Linked DNA regions of Homo sapiens: region 1 is linked to region 2. A link is a contact called in ENCODE POLR2A ChIA-PET data. All regions are on one chromosome and are shown on one strand. The core of a region is the stretch at or near the end of the contact, and the rest is flanking DNA. Distances in the headings are between cores, read along the strand shown.

Region 1 (5,795 bases), core at 223-2,722, 480 kb after region 2:
TAGTATCAAAGTTATATTATAAGAACAGCATGTGAGATGGGACACAGTGTGTTGCCCATTTTTGGAAAATACATTCTGTCTCTAGGAGATAGGCTTGCAATAAATCTGCCTCTTTAATGTGACTTGGAACACAGTCTGCTGAGCTCACCGATGCCCCTACACACCTCGGCAACTACAGCTACCAGACTGTTTCAGTGCTTTGGGAGTTTTCCATCGGAGGAGAGGCCACTACATATCTATCCACACACCTACCTGGTAGCCACCATCACGACTAACTCATTACAACTGTCACAAGACTTCTTGAGTGTCAGTCCTGCCTCAACCACTGAGTGGCTGAATGGCCTTTCTGTGTCTCAGTTTCTGTGTCTGTAAACTGAGGATGATAAAAATACCTACTTCAGAGGATTGTCTTGAAGACTAAATGAGTTAACTCACCTGAAGACTTAGAACAGTGTCCGTCACAAAGTTAGCCTGAAGGAGTTTCTGCCTCAGATTCACTCTATTCTGTGCCCACCTGCCCACGTTTCCAGAGTAAAGTGAAAGTTGCTCCTGTCCAGAACGGGCCTTCCAAGTGTTGAGGTACAAGTAGCATCAACCAAAGAGTCACATAGGGGAGATCTGGGGCTGACCACTTTCAACTACCTTCTGAATAAATGTGGGAAGTCCTCTTATTTGACCTGTGAGAATGGAAAATGCTTACTTGGATCCTTTTGCACATGGGCTGCTCTTCTCTGGCCAGTGTGCATGGCCTCCATGAACAGAGTGGTGTACTCCACAACTACAGTGCAGGTGGAGAGGCAGATGGCCTCAATCAGGCTACCAAAGTTTCCTCAGAAACCCCTCAGCAGCCAGTAGCCTTGGTTAGTCAAGCCATCATCCAGGATAATGAGCTTACAGGAAAATCACTGGTTATGGGAGGCGAATCAGCCTCTGAGACAAAAGAGGAAGTGACTTCCAGTAAAAACAAGTTAAGACATCAAATAGGAGAAGGACTTCCGCTTTGCCATTCCTTCTCCAAATTCCACTGAAATCACAAAGAAATAGAAAAATAAATTCAAAGCAGCACAGGAAAACCAGAAAAGGTGCTTCCAGCAAACAATATAGAAAGGAATTTTTGAAAAAAATAAGAAACGTGGGAATCAGTAGAGAAATCTAGCAGGGCATAAGAACCTAAAACCATTCAAAGGAACAAAGTACTTTGTTAACTGAAGAAATAACGGAGCCATACCCCTAAGTCCCCATCAATTCCTGGAGTTGCTCTTGGAGCAGCTGGCTCCATTGTTTGGGCTTAGATGAGAGTCATGGGTATAGTTTTCTGACATAGTACAGCAGCCCCACAGCAATGGTATGCTAAATGAAGTCAGTCTCTTAAGAATCTAGTTTGCACATCTCTTCTCAACTCCCCATTCAGTGACTGTTATGTTGCTAGCTTGAAAATTGGCTAGGGTGGGAGATTTTACATTGCATGGAAATCAGGAAATGCTGCAAACTAGGACTTCCCCCACTCCACCCAGAGCTGGCTGTCAAACATTTACCAACATATTACTGTTCCAGAGTAAGCTAAGGTCAGAGGAAAAGGACAATACCCTGGAGGGTCAGGAAACTATTCTAAGAAGAGACGTTACCTACAGAGTCTGCCTATCCCTACCAAATCCCATGAGGCAGATTCTTGTAATCAAAACTTGCATTCACTGCCAGGTAAACATGAGTTCTCATTTGAAGTGAGGAAATGCGTCCAGCTATGAATTTCAGTCTAGACTGAAATTCTGTTCCTACAAATGGAACAACAACAACAAAAGAACCAACAAACATTTGGAGAAACCAAGAGCACTAAAGAGAGCACCAAATTTAACAAATAGAACTAGCCCACTTAAAAAGAATAGTCAATAGAAACAGATAAAAACTTGAAATTAAACATAGTTCAGATCCTCAGAGTTGCTTTAAAGTAAATCACATTGAAACAAGAGACAGCTGCTATGAAACACAACCAGAATTCATGGAAATTTTAAAATATTATTGCGGCCAGGCATGGTGGCTCATGCCTGTAATCCCAGCACTTTTGGAGGCTGAGGCGGGTGGATCATCTGAGGTCAGGAGTTCAAGACTAGCCTGGCCAACATGGTGAAACCCCGTCTCTACTAAAAATACAAAACTTAGGCGTGGTGGCAGGTGCCTGTAATCCCAGCTACTCAGGAGGCTGAGGCAAGAGAATTGCTTGAACCCAGGAGGCAGAGATTGCAGTGAGCCGATATTGCGCCACTGCACTCCAGTCTGGGTGATGGAGTGAGAATCCTTCTCAAAGAAAAAAAAAAATGACTAAATCCAATAATTGGGCTAAATATACAATAACCCTTACCCTAACCTGAATATACAATTAATGAGTTGGAAAATTGAGCTGAGAGACTTTTCCAAAATTTATGCAAAAAAGAAAAAAAAAGAACAAAAGAAAAAGTACAGCAATAGGCCAGGCGTGGTGGCTCATGCCTGTAATCCCAGCACTTTGGGAGGCAGAGACGGGCGGATCATGAGGTCAGGAGATCGAGACCATCCTGGCTAACATGGTGAAACCCCGTCTCTACTAAAAATATAAAAAAATTATCTGGGCATGGTGGCGGGCGTCTGCAGTCCCAGATACTCAGAGGCTGAGGGGGAAGAATGGTGTGAACCCGGGAGGCAGAGCTGGGCAGTGAGCCGAGATTGTGCCACTGCACTCCAGCCTGGGCAACAGAGCAAGACTCTGTCTCAAAGAAAAAAAGAAAAAGAAAAAGTACAGCAATATTAAGAGATACAGAAGATAAATATAACTAAAATTATACAGCTATAGGACTGTAAGAATAAAAGGGAGACAATTATCAAAGAAATAAAAAAAGAACATTTCCCAGACTTGGATTGGAAGAGTCTACTAAATGCCAGGCAGAATTAATGCAAAATCATCTTCTGATCTTATCTAGGTATTAATATGGCAAAGAACATAGGTCTTTACTGCCTAGCCACCCAAAAGTAATAAGAAGAATAAGAAACGGTAATGTCAACTCTATATCTGATGCAACTAGAAGATATTTGAAACTAAAACAGAAAAAAAGTCTGCCAAAAGCAGTGAAGATCAAACAGAAATGTACAGAGCCAGCAGAATCCATGACTCTAACGTGAAGTGCATAGCCTAAGATGAAAAATCAATAATCTCTTTGTTTGCAACAATGGAATGAGGTTCCGGTGGTGGGAACTTTTCTGGACAGTTTGGTACTGAGAAAAAGCTGAGGAAGCGGATTTGAGCAAGAAATATCATAAACTAATCATATTTTTCAGGAAGTAGTCTGTAGTTGAGGAAAGAGTGGGGGAGAGAGTCTGCATTGTGACATCCCATTGGTGCTGATCTCAAGGAGGCTGCAGAGAAGCAAAACATAAAGTTTATTCACACACGTAGCACATAACCCTGTCTCATGAGGAGAGTTTCTGCTGACCATGAATACCATCTTGGCCTCTCTCATACAAAACTCCAGTAAATAGATAAGAACTCACCTTATTTAAAGTTGACCTAAAATAAAATAAAAACTAGCATAGGAACTGTAAAAAAAAGAAAAGATGGGAATACCCAGCCCCCGCCCCCGCAAAACAAATAGTAGATAAAGCATTCTCACCATAGAGCAAATAAAAGTTGAGACTAAACAAATTGTCATGAATTAAAAGAACACAAATCAGAAATATAGGCGTCAGGGAAGATAAGATAAAACATGAAGACAGCCGAGTGCGGTGGCTCATGCCTGTAATCCCAGCACTTTGGAAGACCAAGGCAGGCGGATCATGAGGTCAGGAGATCCAGACCATCCTGGCTAACACAGTGAAACCCCGTCTCTACTAAAAATACAAAAAAATTAGCCGGGCATGGTGGCGGGCGTCTGTAGTCCCAGCTACTCGGGAGGCTGAGGCAGGAGAATCGCTTGAATCCAGGAGGCGGAGGTTGCAGTGAGCCGAGATCGCGCCACTGCACCTCCAGCCTGGGCGACATAGCGAGATTCCATCTCAAACAAACAAAACAAACTTGAAGACGTATTTTTCTTCCTGTTGACGAAACATGAGACAGCAGGGCCTAGAGAGAAGTGAAAAGAATGTTAAAATTAGCGAAAGTGAACATGATGTACAAGCAGCACAAAGGAAAACAGACATTGTTGAAAACACAGTGATGTACACAGAGGGCAGGATTTTTCTTTTTTAAAAAGAAAAACATTTTTTAAGTGACAGAAACTTTTTTTTTGTTTTTGAGATGGAGTCTTGCTCTGTCGTCCAGGTGCAGTGGCGCGTTCCTGGCTTACTGCAAGCTCCGCCTCCCGAGTTCACGACATTCTCCTGCCTCAGCCTCCCGAGTAGCTGGGACTACCGGCGCCCGCCACACACCCGGCTAATTTTTTTTTTTTTTTTTGAGACGGAGTCTTGCTCTGTTGTCCAGGCTGGAGTGCAGTGGCACAATCTCGGCTCACTGCAAGCTCTGCCTCCTGGGTTCACGCCATTCTCCTGCCTCAGCCTCCCGAGTAGCTGGGACTACAGGCGCCTGCTACCATGCCAGGCTAATTTTTTTTTTGTATTTTTGTAGTAGAGACGGGGTTTCATCGTGTTAGCCAGGATGGTCTCGATCTCCTGACCTCGTGATCCGCCCGCCTTGGCCTCCCAAAGTGCTGGGATTACAGGCGGGAGCCACCGCGTCCGGCCGACAGAAACAATTTTTTTGAAACAGGGTCTCACCCTGTCTCCCAGGCTGGAGTGCAGTGGCACCATCATAGCTCACTGTAACCTTAATCCCCCCAGGCTCAGGTGATCCTCCTGCCTCATCCTCCCAAGTAGCTGGGACCACAGGTAGTCCACACCACCACCTCTGGCTAATTTTTTTTTTTTTAATAGAGATGGGGTCTCCCTATGTTGCCCAGGCTTGTCTCCAACTCCTGGGGTCAAACGAACCTCCTGCCTCAATCTCTTAAAGTGTTGAGAATACAGGAATGAGTCATCACACATGACCAAAATTTTTTAAAGTTAGAAAGAATTGAAAGCTGGGCATGGTGCCTCATGCCTGTAATCCCAACACTTTGGAAGGCTGAAGCGGGCAGATCACTTGAGGTCCAGAGTTCGAGACTGGCCTGGCCAGCATGGCAAAACCCCGTCTCTACTAAAACTACAAAAATTAGCTGGGCGCGGTTGCACGCACCTGTAATTCCAGCTACACAGGTGGCTGAGGCATGAGAATTGCTTGAACCCAGCAGGTGGAGGTTGCATTGAAACGAGATTGCACAGCTGTACTCCAGCCTGGGAGACAGAGCGAGACTCTGTCTCAAAAAAAAAAAAAAAAAATCAAGGAAATAAAGTATGACACAATAATTGTACACCCAATTGACACTAGTCAAATTATCATTGAAATAAAAAGGCATCAGGAAACCATGCCATGTTTTACTTTATTTTACACATACTAGGACCTTTGGGGGTGATGTTCATGTTTTTTCCTATCGAGCATATCCAATCCATCATGGTACCTTTAGTTATAGCCCTGTCCCTCAACCTTGATTTCACTACCACCTTTTAACATTTGGGTAAAATGATTCTGATTTTTTTTTCCTTTTAATGTATATTTATTTGTTTTTTTTATTTTTCTGTTTTTCATGTTTCCAACAATATTTATCTTTTTTTAAATAGGTAATACATTCACATAGAACAAAATCCAAGGCCAGCCGCGGTGGCTCATGCCTGTAATCCCAGCACTTTGGGAGGCTGAAGCAGGCAGATCACGAGGACAAGAGGTCAAGACCATCCTG
Region 2 (5,404 bases), core at 1,244-3,743:
GTAAATTACAACTTAAATTACAACTTGATAATCACCCTCTCAAGTTGGTCCCCTGGGTTCCCACAGGCCACACTGACCTCCACAATGACATGGTTATGGAGCCTTCCCTAAGCCAGCTCCTTCTTATAAAGAAATTTGGCAAGAGGTAGCTTTCTGAATTAAGGAACAGGACAGGAGGCTTTCTTGTTTCCTTGCTGTGCATGAAGGTGTGTTTGAACCAAGGCCCTTAATTGAGAGCATTTCCAGGGACTCACAGCTTGAGCCGGGCATTCACTAATCCTGACTATCCATTGCTTCCCCACAAAGGCCTTTGCAAGAGGTCTTGACCCTGAATGACTTTTGGGAAGAAAAATTTAGAGAACCAGGGCACTAAACTGAAGGTTATCATAGGATTAGAACAAGTTACTTAGTTAACAACTGTACCTGATGAAATCCATATTGCCTGGTATTCATAGTGGCTGAAGGAGGGAAGGAGGGATTCCAAGCTCATCTCTGACTCTCTCTGTCTATGTTTCCATTTCTTTACTTTGAGGCATGGTAAGAAAGAACCACTCTGCAGTTCTGGTGGGCCCATGGTACTAAATGGTGGATTCAGGTCTCTGCCCAGCTGTTTACTGGCTGTAAAACCTTAGATGAGTCGTGTGGCCTTTTTTAGTGAAGGCTTCTCATCACAAGATGAAGTGGTGGGTCATGAGAACCCTGGGGTTCTTTCTAACTCAAGCACTGTCTAGTCCAGATGATGGTACATGAGTATGCATTTATGTTAATAAGGAGACCTAGAAATCAACCTCCTTTAGAAATTAAATTTTGATTCTGCCTATGGAGATGAATCTTTAAAATGTAGTGCATATTCAAACACTGAGTTTAAGATTATAAAATTAATGAAAAACATTTTCTTAATGGATTTTAAATTTTATTTTAGCATCTTTCTTTTTTTTTTTTTTTTTTTTTTGAGACGGAATCTCACTCTGTTGCCCAGGCTGGAGTGCAGTGGCGTGGTCTCGGCTCACTGCAAGCTCCGCCTCCTGGGTTCACGCCATTCTCCTGCCTCAGCCTTCCGAGTAGCTGGAACTACAGGTACCCGCCACCATGCCCGGCTAATTTTTTGTATTTTTAGTAGAGACGGGGTTTCACCGTGTTAGCCAGGATGGTCTCGATCTCCTGACCTTGTGATCCGCCCGTCTCGGCCTCCCAAAGTGCTGGGATTACAGGCGTGAGCCACCGCGCCCGGCCAGCATCTTTCTTCTCTCAAGATTTTCTCTGGGCTTGGATCTGATCCATTTGTCCTGAAACCAAGGAGACGTTTCTGCTTATCACTGTTTTCAGAATTCTTTAAAGAGAATTCTGTGTCCAAAGTAAGATTCACCTGTGGGCTGGCCTAGAATGCAAATGAGCAGGAGCCTGGACACAACTTTAAGGCAACAAAGGAAGCTGTTGTCTCTCTGATAGGATCAGTGGAATCACAGAGTCGGAGCCTGTCAGGTGGTCAGGGGTGCGAACAGGGAAGCAGGTGGAAAAGAGGAAGTGTTCACTGTAGAGTGGCCAAGGCACAGGTGCCTGTGTCAGAGATTCCTGAGTGACCTCCCATGCCTCAGTGTCTTCAACTGCAGATCGGGAGTAGCTCTTAGAGTTGTTGAGAAGTAAATGAGGATTAAATGAAGAGTGAAACACCTGTCATATAGCAAGTGTTCAACAAATACTACCTCTCACTGTTTGCTGACACCTCTCATTAAAGTGTATTTTGTTTTAATTAAAATTCAAATGAAACTTATTTCAGACACCAGGCTGTTTCTCCCATTTTGACTTCATTTTCTACCATCTTACAGGATCTTCATATGCTCTAAAATGCACTTTTGATTCCTTTCCCACATATAAAGGAGCCCCTGAAGTTAGCGAATGGTCCCCTTTACGGCTGAATCCCAGTCTGGGTCCTTTGTTGATGGTTCCTGCACTTGGCAGGCGACTCCCCTCTGGATAGTATCTACAGGTACCTTTTGTAGGGCAGGAGCTGTTTGTGCAGAGCCCACAAGGCAGCCACACATTTCATCTCTGTGGCAGAGCCAGAAAATACCCTGTGTTTTGTCCTAACCTAAGAAGTGAAACGTATTATAGCACAGCAGAAACATTATCTTGGCTGGGCAAAGTCCTCTCCTGACCTTTCAGAATTAAAGAATGCTTTAGAAACTCTGGCTTGCTAGAAGTCTTTCCTGCCAAGAAAACCACTTGAGGTTAAGGGTGTGAGAGTGGGAGTCAGTGGGGGCAAAACTCCCTCTCGGAGGCTCAGAGCAGGTTCCATACTTTAGCTGGGGTAAGATTTCAGGAACACCACTAGGGCCTTGTTTTAGTTCAGCCTGAATGACTCCAGGGCTATGGTTGCAAACTGGGCTGAACTCAGACTCTTGGGCCTGTATTTCCCCTTGAAGACCTGAGCACAGAGAAGATCAAACAAAACCAAACAGAGAAGGATGCTTTCTCATGCCTCCTACAATGTAAACCACAGGGCACTTCACCCAGCTAGGCACGGGTCCAACGCAGGGAGGTATAGGCCCTGCCGGCCTCAGCCAAGCTCTGCTTCCCTTGGAGAACTTGCATATGAAGCAGGTCTCACAGTTGAGGGAGAAAACAATCCAAAAAGTTTTCCACTGCTTCAACAGTACAAGACGAAGAGAATTATCCAGAAGGTGCTCCCTGGCACATCCCAGGCACAGAGCTGATCTAGGGTCTGATGACTTACTCATGCTAGTGCCTTGGATGAAGTTTCTAGAAACCGAATCTGCAAGATTCTTGGAGGCTAGGGAGCATCCTTCCTCATCTCCTCTGCAAATGTCTGCATTATTTATTTCTAGGCCTACCTTAGAGTCTAGAAGGCTGCTGGGGCAAAGGGCTTGGTCGAGAATCGTTCTCTCTTATTTAAACGTGAGGAAGGACCTCAGGGCTCGGCCAAGGGACCGCTTGTCCGGGGTTGCCCACCTCCTCGGGGTAAGGTGCAGAGCGGCACAGGCGTCCTGCTCCCCAGTGCTCTGCTCAGGGCCCCGCTCCTCTTCCCAAGGCCCCGTCCGCCCCACCAGAGGCCCCGCAGTACCTTGTGGGTGAGGGAGTGCTGCTTGAGGTGGTGCGGCTGCACAAACTCCATGCCACACTCTGAGCAGATGTAGGGCCGGATGTCCTTGTGCTTCATCATGTGGTTCTGCAGCTGGCTCGGGTACTGGAAGGTCTTGTCGCACTCGGAGCAGTTGTACTGGATGGGGCCCCGGTGCGTGGTGAGGTGTCTCTTCAGCTGGGCCAAGGTGGGGAAGTCGAGGCCGCACTCCACACAGATGTTCTCGCGCCCACTGGCGTGCTTGGCTTCGTGGGCCTTGAGCTCGCTGGGGTAGGCAAAGCCGCGGCCGCACACGCGGCAGTTGTGCGGCTTCACCTCGCTGTGCTGCATCATGTGGCGCTTCAGGTGGCTGGTCTGGGTGAAGGCCTTGTGGCACACCTGGCACTTGTGGGGCCGCGTGCCCTGGTGGGTCAGCATGTGGGTATGCAGGTGGCTGAGCTGCTTGAAGAGCTTCCCGCAGTGCGTGCACGCGTGCGGCTTGATCCCACTGTGGCCCAGGATGTGGGTGACCAGGTTGTACTTGGAGGTGTAGGACTTCTCGCAGGTGGGGCACTGCCAGCGCTTCTGCGAGCCGCCCACGTCCACGTAGTAGCTGTCATCGATCTGCACGTTCACGTCCACCCTCTCCACCTTCTGCTTGGTCTCCTCGCTCTCCTGGGGCTCGGCTTTCCGGGGCAGCAGAGGTTCCGGGGGCTGCTTGGGCAGGAAGGTGTGCCGGCTGAAGGGGAAGGGCGAGGACGAGGGCACGAAGAAGGGGAACATGAGGCCCGGGTGGACTTTGGGGTAGTAGGGGTAGGGCGTGGGCAGGAATGGAGTGGGCGTTGGCTGGGGCCACACGGCGCTGGGCTTAATGGGTTCCTGCTTGACGGGCTTGCCCCCAAAGTGTTCCAGGCTGCGGTAGAATTGGAAGCCCACGTTGCACAGGTCGATCATCTGAGAGTCATACTTGGGGCGCGGGGGCTGCGGGAACAGCAAAGGGAGGTTGGGAAGGCCGTGGTTTTTGTTCTCCTCTGAGTGGAGGGCGAGGGTGACTTCTTCTGCAGGGTGGTTATAGGGCATCTTTGTGGGCATGCTCTTCCGTTTCCTAGACCCTGCTCCTTCGAAGACCCCGGGGAACCCATCTAGGTCTCCTGGGGGAGGTTCATACCGAAACTGGGAAAATGGCCCTCGGAGAGCTTCCGGGAAGGGGTGTCTTTGGGGAGCCTTTCCCCGAGAAGCCACTGGCTGCAGGCAGTGGGGAAAGGAGGGGGTCTTCTTCACAGCCAAGTCGAAATGCACATCCTCGTCTTTGATCATCTTCATTTCCTTCTGCATCCTTGGCAATTTTCCTTTAAAGAGAAAGAAACTTGTGTGTTTTGGTTTGGTTTTGTTTAAAATTCTCTTTTTCCTTAAGGATTATGGCTATTTATCAGTACTAATTTATGAAGAGTAGTACTTGCTTAATATGGACCCTCATTTATCCTAGGGCTGTTCAAAATATCGCTTTTCTTTCTCCTTGCAAACCCAGTTATCAATATGGATAGCACTGGCCTCTTGGGGTGACCCTAGGGCTGAATCAAATTGGGCTCCAGTGTAAATCCAGCCACAAAACCACAAGGGGTGATGGTAGCAAGGGAAGTGGACTAGTTTGGGAAGAAACCTGAGAACTCATCTGGCCATTGTCCCCATTTAAGATCAGGGTACCAAAGTCCAGATAAATGAAATGACATTCTCAAGTTACATAGGTACTCACTGAAGGAGTGAGCACTAGACCCATTCTGCTGCAGCTTTTCAATCTGAGTTGTAATTACATCTACTAATGGTGATTGGAAAGTGACTTTTAGGGTCTTTTCTTTGTGTAAGGAAACCAATTTTCACTGCTACTCCCTTGCTTGGGCCTTTGCTGCTGGAAAATGAGGATATTCAAAGCCTCATAGGAGAAGGGATGTTAATGCTTAACTCAGATCTAATCGTTTCTGAGTATCCACTCTGAGTAAGGTGTGCTACTAAGGCATAGGGAGTGAATGACATAAACATGATTTTAAAAAGCATATTGAGTAGCTCAATGTTATAAAGTCATCCTGGCAATGTACACATTCCACTCTTAAACCTGAAGCAAGCTGGAATGAAATATTCCTTTATTATGTGAAATAAAGCCGCACATGGGTCTCTCCTTTCAGACAGGTGTCAAAGTAAGGGGCAGGCTTGGTGACTCCTGTGGTGCCTGACATGTCCCCTGCTGACACAGCCAGTTACTGTGTCCTGAGACATAGGCATGTCTGAAAGAGCTGGTGGTGGGACTAGAGTCTGAACAAGGGGCAGTGT

Evidence for each region. ChIA-PET counts read pairs that join two places held with the same protein, here RNA polymerase II (POLR2A).
Region 1: POLR2A ChIA-PET joins it to region 2 with 11 read pairs in activated T-cell. The contact joins two enhancer-like sites. POLR2A ChIA-PET finds 5 or more read pairs at or near these places in 2 of 52 experiments (activated T-cell and naive thymus-derived CD8-positive, alpha-beta T cell).

Annotation. Positions count from the first base shown.
Region 1 is chr5:72,936,964-72,942,758 of GRCh38, forward strand. It overlaps FCHO2-DT (FCHO2 divergent transcript), which reads right to left. Exons shown (of 2, transcript NR_186392.1): 2 at 1-4,087. Among named protein-coding and RNA genes, the nearest start is that of FCHO2-DT, 16 kb to the right of the region's middle. Within about 2 kb of position 1,473, at least 2 of the 41 ENCODE cell types and tissues checked have a DNase peak (open chromatin) inside an H3K27ac peak, as active enhancers do.
Region 2 is chr5:72,457,083-72,462,486 of GRCh38, forward strand. It overlaps ZNF366 (zinc finger protein 366), which reads right to left. Exons shown (of 5, transcript NM_152625.3): 2 at 3,083-4,428. The coding sequence starts at 4,414. Among named protein-coding and RNA genes, the nearest start is that of ZNF366, 48 kb to the right of the region's middle. RefSeq lists an enhancer at 2,431-2,580. Within about 2 kb of position 2,494, at least 2 of the 41 ENCODE cell types and tissues checked have a DNase peak (open chromatin) inside an H3K27ac peak, as active enhancers do.